Linked DNA regions of Homo sapiens: region 1 is linked to region 2. A link is an interaction called in ENCODE POLR2A ChIA-PET data of the cell type or tissue named here. Cell type or tissue: OCI-LY7. All regions are shown on one strand.

Region 1 (4,000 bases), 250 kb after region 2:
CTCACTCTTGCTTTTATTTGAAGAAGTTGGCCAACAACCGTCAATGCATTAGTAGGCATTGGAACACAGCACCCATTAAAACTGGTGTTTAATTCCTACTGGAACTGTCAGGCTGGGCGCTAGTGCCAGACACAAGGCTGGCCAAAGCATCTTAAGCAAATAACTTGTTTGATGTAAAATATTAAATATACTTGGCCTACTTTTCCTTTAGCCTCTGCTCAGCCCAAAGGGAATAGTGAAAAGGGGATAGACATAGGTCATCTATTGATAAATGTAGTTATAGAAAAATAAAAGTCAGTGCCTACCTTTTCCTGTCACTTAATATACCATACCAGATAATTGGTAATAATATGTTTTCTCTTTGACATTGATAGAATTCTTTTTGTACATGAACAACTATGGATTTTTGGAACTAGGTACGAATAGTCTAAAGTTAGCTTTATCTATGCAAAGAAACTCTTGACAGCGTATAACTACTAGAAATGGTCATTTCAATGGCCATGATATCCAGTATGCCCACCTGTCATGCTCCTATCCTCCGTTATGTTGTGAAGTGTTGAATCTCCACAAGCTTCATGTCCCCACTTGCCCAAAAGTTGGGACCACAGCATATTTCAGAATGTTAAGTGTTCATGTCATGGCACCACTGCAAATCTTCAGAGTCAGTGTGACATTAGCAGTTGGCTCAGAGGAACAAAACTAAAGTAGCTAATGGGGAATTTTATACCCATGTGCTGTTTAAAAATAAAAATTAGGGCTGAGATCTTACATACATACCTATATATATTTGAGACAGGGTCTCACTTTTTTGCCCTGGCTAGAGTGCAGTGGCACTATCTCAGTTCACTGCATCCTCAACCTCCCGGGATCCAGTGATCCTCCCACCTCAGTCTCCTGAGTAGCTGGGACTACAGGCGCATGCCACCATGCCCAGCTAATTTTTTTTTTTTTTTTTTTAAGAGATGGAGTTTTGCCGTGTTGTCCAGACTGGTCTTGAACTCCTGAGCTCAAACTATCCACCTGCTTCAGCCTCCCAAAGTGCTAGCATTATAGGCATAAGCCACTGCACCTGGCCTTGAAAATATTTTTATATTTTATATAATTACTTTAGCAACGTGATGTTGGTTTGATGTTAGTAGACACTACTGATGGATTTCCTTTTCAGCCTATAGAAATTCAGCTGAGCTGTTTCTGTGGTATAATTAATATTTCATATGTTTATTGAGACCCTGGATAGATACCATAAGAGCAGCTTGAACATGTTTGCTACTTTCCAAATTATCAATGAGTTTTGTTTCCAAAATACCTATGCAAAGATTGCAGTACTTTTAAGTTAGAATCATATAGTTTTAGGATCATCTAATAGCCTTTCCCTACCATTCACACACACGAACATGCACACACATATTCTTCTACAGATGGGGAAACAGAGGTGCAAAGAAGCCAGGTAGGTTGAAGTCAGCAGTGAATCCAGAACTGTGATTGTGTCTCCAGGGCCGTGCTGCGGTGGTCGTGCTGTTTGTGGAATCCTGAACATAAAGACTCTTGTAGAAATGTGCGCCCAATTGATTTGCAGCCCATGTCTCACATCTCGTGAGCTTGAAAATACAGCTTGAGGTGATGTGCAGGGGTGCTGCTGCTGGTTTTATATTGTGAGAATTGTCTTCATTGCCCTCATCCCCTGTTGTTGCACAGAAATGTTGGGAAACAATGTAGGCATGATAAAGAATCTACTTTTTTTTTTTGAGACAGGGTTTTGCTGTGCCACCCAGGCTGGAGTGCAGTGGCACCATCTCGGCTCACTGCAACCTCTGCCTCCCGGGTTCAAGTGATTCTCCTTCCTGCCTCAGCCTCCCGAGTAGCTGGGATTATGAGTGCCCACCACAACAACCAACTAATTTTTGTATTTTTACTAGAGACGGGGTTTCACCATGTTGGCCAGGCTAAGAATCTGCTTTCTTTGGTAAAATGCTTCGCAAGTGATTGCCAAAATGTATTTTAAATTCTTTTTTTTTTTAAAGTCATAGTTAGAATTCAAACAGAGCAAAAATGTATATAAAATGACAAAGAAAAAGTATGCAAAAAGAAGTCGAGGTATTCCTCCCTGTCCCACTTCCAGGCCCTCTCGCATTTTACTCGTGGGGGGTCCTGCTCTGTATACTTCTCTGCACCTTTTTTTTTTTTTTTAATAACCTAATGGCACATCTTGGTGATCTTCCGTGTTCACACTTACAGGGTAAACCTTATTCTTTTTAATGCCTGTGTAGTACTGCATTATGTGGCTGTACCATCATTTATTTATTAGGGTCCTCATTGATACACATTTGAGTTGTTCATTTTTGTTATTGAAAACAGTGCTGCAAGCAATATACTTGAACAAATGCCAGGATGGACTTGTCCAAGGGTGGCCCTGGGGTGAGGTGCTAGTGATTGCTAGGTTGGAGGCTATGGCTGCAGGCTTTGGCTGCTTTAGGCTTTGATAACTATTGCCAAATTGCCCTCCAAAAAGGTTTCACCAGTTTATAGTGTCACCAAAAGTATGTGAGAGTGACTGACAGGTAAAAATGGCATTTTATTGTCTTTGTTTGCCTTTCTTTAATTACATGTGGACATCTTTTCTTTGTGTGTTGTTAGCTGTTTCTATTTCTTTCTCTGCAAATTGTTTGTTCCTGTCTTTCTTCATTTTTCTTTTGGGTTGTCATCTTTTCTGGTTGAAAAGAAAGCTTGGGAAATAATCCTTGCCATATGTGTTTCCGATATTTTTTCCGTAAGTCACTTATTCTTTTTTGTTTGTTTTGAGATAGAGTCTGGCTTTGTCATCCAGACTGGAGTGCAGTGGTGCGATCTCGACTCACTACAACCTCCGTCTCCTGGGGTCAGGCGATTCTCCTGCCTCAGCCTCCTGAGTAGCTGGGATTACAGGCGCCTGCCACCACGCCCAGCTAATTTTTTATATTTTTAGTAGAGCTGGGCTTTCACCATGTTGGTCAGGCTGGTCTCGAACTCCTGACCTCAAGTGATCTGCCTGTCTTGGCCCCCACAAAGTGCTGGGATTACAGGCTTGAGCCACCGCGCCTGGCTTGTCATTTATTCTTTAATGGACTTGTTTTCTAGAAGGTACTTGGTATGTGTGAACAATGTTAATTTTTTAATCTAAAAGTGAGTGGGGTTATTTTGTAATTTAATGTTTTTGATTACTACATTTTTAGGGTTCAAAGATCAAAATAATATAAAGTTATATATTGAGAAATCTTGCTGCCACCCACTTTTGTCTGCTCCATTCTGAAGTAACCATATTTTTTACTTTCTTGTATATCCTTGTATTTTAGTATTACAAGTACAAGAAAATATGAGTGTGTATATTCTTATTGCCCCCTTTTTAAAAAACAAAAGATAGCATACTATTTACTTTACATGATTCCACACCTTGGCTTTTTTCTCTAAATAGCATATCTTAAAAGGGAGTGCATGTCTGTGTAGAGAGAGTACCCCGTTTGCACACCTGAATGGTAATTCCATTGTGTATAAGCACTTTGGTTTATTGAAGGACAGTTGTGTTGTGTTTGCCGTTACAGTGTTGTAGTGAAAAACCTTGTAAAGATGACATTTCACACAAGTGCAAGGAGGATTGTTTTCTGGGTTACAGGGTAAATGCAAGTGGGGTTTTACTATTTTATGCTCTTACCAGCAAGCCATGAGAGTGTGCCCGCTTCCTCACAGTTTTGCCAACAAAGTATGTTTCCAGCTTTTGGGTATTCATCAGTTTGAGAAGAAATGGTCACCAAGTGTAGTTTTAATTTACATTTCTCTTAATGTGAGAAAGGTTAAATTAAAAAAAAAATGTGTACCTGCTACTTGTAGTTCTTTCTTTTTCTTCTGTTACTGTTATGGCTTATTTTTTATATTTTTATCTTGACAAGTTCGTCTTGGATTAGCATGCAGTATGGTTCCAAGTACATCTTTTTTCCAGCATCTCTTCTCGGAGAGCCCATTTCTACCT
Region 2 (4,000 bases):
TTTAATGACAGCACGCTAATATGTATTGAGAGCCTGACAGCCTACAGATTTATTCGTGTATTTTTAAACATTCACCTGCCTCATCCCCTTGAATCCTAAAATAAACAGCGACTCCATCCCAGAACAAATTGCTACTTACTCTAAACAAGTGGTTACTGGAAAGCCTTAGTCAAATTTCAAAGACAGGGAGGAGGGCCTTCTCTTAGAAGCTGACTATTAGGACTCTACCAGACTTAAAAATAATTTTAAGCTTCCACTTAAGGAACAAATGTACCAACCACATAGAAGAGATGCCAGTTGATTAGACCTTGATTTAATATAAATGCTTCACCTCCCCTAACTTGTATAAATCTCACGTTGACATTTTAAATACTATCATCACACCAAACAAAGCGTGACACGGCTTCGAGTCTCTTCTCCCTTACCACCCCACCAAAAGGATCGACAGTGTGTATTTTCTAGTTTCCTTCTAACCCGTCAGCTGCCATCCCACAGCTAGAGACATCACAGCTTCTGACCTGAGATGAGGTCCTGCATTTGGCCAGGCACAACTCAAAGTGATCTTCGACTGCCATGAAGAGGTTCTGGAATGCCACGGCTGCCCGGTTGAGGAAGCGCTCCAGGAGAAGTTGCTATGGAAACAAAAGTTAGTGCCTGTAATAAATTACCTAAGCCAGCACAAGGTGACCTTGGCTATCTCTCCTAAACTAAGAGAATGCTGATACAGGGAAGGGGGGAAGAGGAGGAGAAAAGGAGGGAGGGGAAAGGACACACGCGTGCACACACGTGCATGCCAAAACACCCTGGGTATCTTATTCATTAGATATGTGATTAGCAATACAATGATCCATTCTGCAAAAGAACCATTCAAGCAACTGGGAACCACCTCCTTTCCTTAGATAAAAGCTATTGTGCAGCAATTTCTGACACCTACAAAGCTCCTTTCTAAGTTTTATTTTCAGAGGAATCTCACATGAAGAGCCTAATGCTCATCATAAAACAGAGGCCGAAAGAAAAAAGGAGCCGCAGAACCAGGATCAACTCCCCATACCTTGTTGGGCTGCAGGCAGCAGGAGACACAGTACTCATAGGCGCTGCAGCAGCCGTTGGGCCAGCAGCCATCACAGCAGTACTGCTTCGTGCTAGGGACGTTGACATTACAGCAGCCATTTACCAGCAAATCCTTCCTCTCGCAAACGTAGCCTGAAAGTCAGAGACCAACCTTAGCATAAAACCAGCAGCCTTGCCACCTCCCTACCAGGGATGACCATGAAGCAGCAGTGAAAGTACACAGACAGAAGCTGGAGTCTGGGGCATCATCCTAAGCACCGGAGAGCTGGAAACTGGACATAATGTGAGTGGGGCTTACTTTCCCCAGGCAGTCGTTTCCAGGAAGCAGGCACTCCCCTGTTATCGCCAGGCTACACGTCGGAACCTACCTACACCTACTGTTTAGTCGGCTGGCACATGTCTGATTTCATCATCAGGTCAAGCTACGGCTACGTTCTCCTATTCTAACCTATGCAAGCCAACGTCTCATCTGTGCTTGAAGAAAAATGTCATTCTTTTTTGAACAAAAAGTTTAAAACAGAAAAAAACCGAGGCACTGATTCACAAAAGTGAGGTCCTTCTAGATTTAACAAACAAACCACTCTTTACAAATATCTTTCAGATGCTCGCTGCATACTGACTAATTTGGAGATTACAAAAATAGAAATATTCACATCTAACCCTTATAAACTGATTTATACGTGTACGTGCCACGGACTCAATCACCCTTTGGCCTTTGGGAATGCAGTTCTCTAATACTCAAGAAAGAAAAAAACCTCTTAATCCCCCCCTCAACTTCTTATAAATCTCATCATCTATATACACATGCCCCTTCCAACCCAGCCCATTCATGGCCAACTTTAGAGAAAAAATCTTCTTACAAAAGCTAATGTATTGTTCAGAGCTGCTAAGCAGACATTTCTCTACATCCTTCTGGGAATGGGACAGAAAAATGTAAGGATAGGTCCACAAGGGCCACCACTGGCCCCGAGGAAAGTCCCAGGTGCACACATGAGCTCCCAGGTGCACGTTCAGGCCCACAGGTGCAGAGCAGCTGCTCCCCACATCACTGCATTCCAAACACCCCAGCTTCTTCATCCTCAGAGAAGGAGACTTGCTGAAGTATAAGGTTGTTTTCAGAAACTACTTTAGAAAACAAAGTCTGTTCAAAAGCAGGAGGCACCAGTAGAACAACAGTAACAAAGAAACTAAAAGGGCCCTCACTTAAGACTTGGGCAAATGAGGTCTATAGAGAACTGGGTTCCAGATACTTGGGAATCGGTGCCTTTTGTGGTAGTTGTTGTTTATGTTATTCTGTCTTCTAAATTAAGAGAGGATGATTCTAATGCTATAGTAAATGTTTCTTGGGATTCTTCCTATTTCTACTCATTTTCTTTTCAGGGACTAGAAACAAACACAAAATGTAATTAAGTTAGTTAGCATTTTCCTCAAAATTCTGCTCAAAATAATAAACACATAGCAACTGTATATAATGTGACCTAAACTCTGCCAGTTGAAATTCTCTTTCTGCCTTTTACTTTTCATCTTGTAAGTGTCAGCATCTCAGGCATCCTTTTTTTTCCCCACTGCCAACTTACAGTATTCAGCCTTGAAATGCAGCTCTTTCTAGCTTGGTGAAAGCAAGCTCATCAAGAACTCTCATCTTGTATCAGACATCTACTAACTCAAACGTTATCTCCAACAAGGAGTCCTGTAAGATCACAACCTCATACTGTGTTGCTATTGCCTTGAAAATTAACTTCCAGCCTTTGAAAAGTTTGTAAATGCAAATGATCTTATTTAATAATGTGTTACCCCGGCAATATTCACAGTGGCATCTGCTTGCTAAGAAGCGTAAGTTCTTACATGCTTTCTTTACTAAACTACTTACTTCACCCATACTCATGGAGAAAAATAAAACCTATAGCTCTTGGATTTTTATTAATTGATTGATTCCTTCACTCCTGGAATTTTTTACTCAAAGAGTCCAAGAGTCTCTGTCTTACCCAAATTAATCAAAAGAATATTCTTTCACTAGCTATGATAAAAGATGACAAACTGTGCTCACAACCCAGCACTAAAACATTAAAGTGAGAGTGTAAGATTTCATGTTTTCTCACTGAATGTCACACATCCTGTAAGAAGCCCTGAACTCCAAGTCAATGTCTGCCCACTGACTATGTCATCTTATGGAAGTAACTTCCTTTTGCTAAACTTCACTCTGCTTATTAAAAAACAAAACCCACATTATTTTCAATATGATTTGCTTTTTCAATGTGATCTGAAAAATATAGCTTGTCACTGGCATCACTGCTGAGTTGGGAATGCATTCTGGTCAGTCAACAAGTACATTTCTTGAGTGTCAACACAATGTGAATTTTACTCAGGTTACCAAGAAGGAAAACTGAGCTCTTATCCTATAGAGTTCACCCTCGAGATGAGAAAAAAAGATTGGCAAGATGGGGAAATAGTGAGGCTGGGGAGAGATTGTCAGAAGGGGCCTGGGGACTGATGCGTGACACAGTGCTCATGTTGTAAGTTGTAGGCAGAAAGAACTTTTAAGAGTTAGAGTTATCAAAACAAGCTTCTCTGATGTTGAAGGGAACCTTGAATGATGAGTAGGGTATAGAAGACAAAAACCTGGGGAATGTTGGAGATGAGCGAGGAGAGAAAATGTGTTGCAGAGGAATCCCTATTCAAACAAAAACCCTATGAATGGCCCAACCAGCCTACGCTCCTGACCGCCTGGAGAGGAAGGGAAGCCAGCCTCACCGAGTTCATCCGTGATGAGGTGCTTCCCTTGAATGGAGTTGCGGCACTGATTGCTCGGACGACTGCTATTGCCCAAGTTAAACTGCACTTTCCACGGGATGGGCTGATTATGGTCATGAACCTGGAGGAGATTCCTATCTCTCACTGCCCTCTCCTCCTGCAAAGAAACCATAAGTGA

What was found. ChIA-PET counts read pairs that join two places held together with the same protein. Peaks named below come from ENCODE experiments on the same cell type or tissue, not always from the same donor. Only the 100,000 strongest peaks of a DNase experiment are listed, where the experiment ranks them.
Region 1: POLR2A ChIA-PET joins it to region 2 with 5 read pairs; 4 of 35 experiments call an interaction of 5 or more read pairs at or near these places.

What each region holds. Positions count from the first base shown.
Region 1 is chr12:116,964,988-116,968,987 of GRCh38, forward strand. All of the region lies in intron 5 of FBXW8 (F-box and WD repeat domain containing 8), which reads left to right. Among named protein-coding and RNA genes, the nearest start is that of FBXW8, 56 kb to the left of the region's middle. In OCI-LY7, no CTCF peak of the experiment used is centred here; no DNase peak of the experiment used is centred here.
Region 2 is chr12:116,719,245-116,723,244 of GRCh38, forward strand. It overlaps SPRING1 (SREBF pathway regulator in golgi 1), which reads right to left. Exons shown (of 5, transcript NM_024738.4): 2 at 3,823-3,979; 3 at 1,052-1,203; 4 at 519-632. Among named protein-coding and RNA genes, the nearest start is that of SPRING1, 17 kb to the right of the region's middle. In OCI-LY7, no CTCF peak of the experiment used is centred here; a DNase peak (open chromatin) is centred at 2,123; H3K27ac peaks cover 1,236 bases.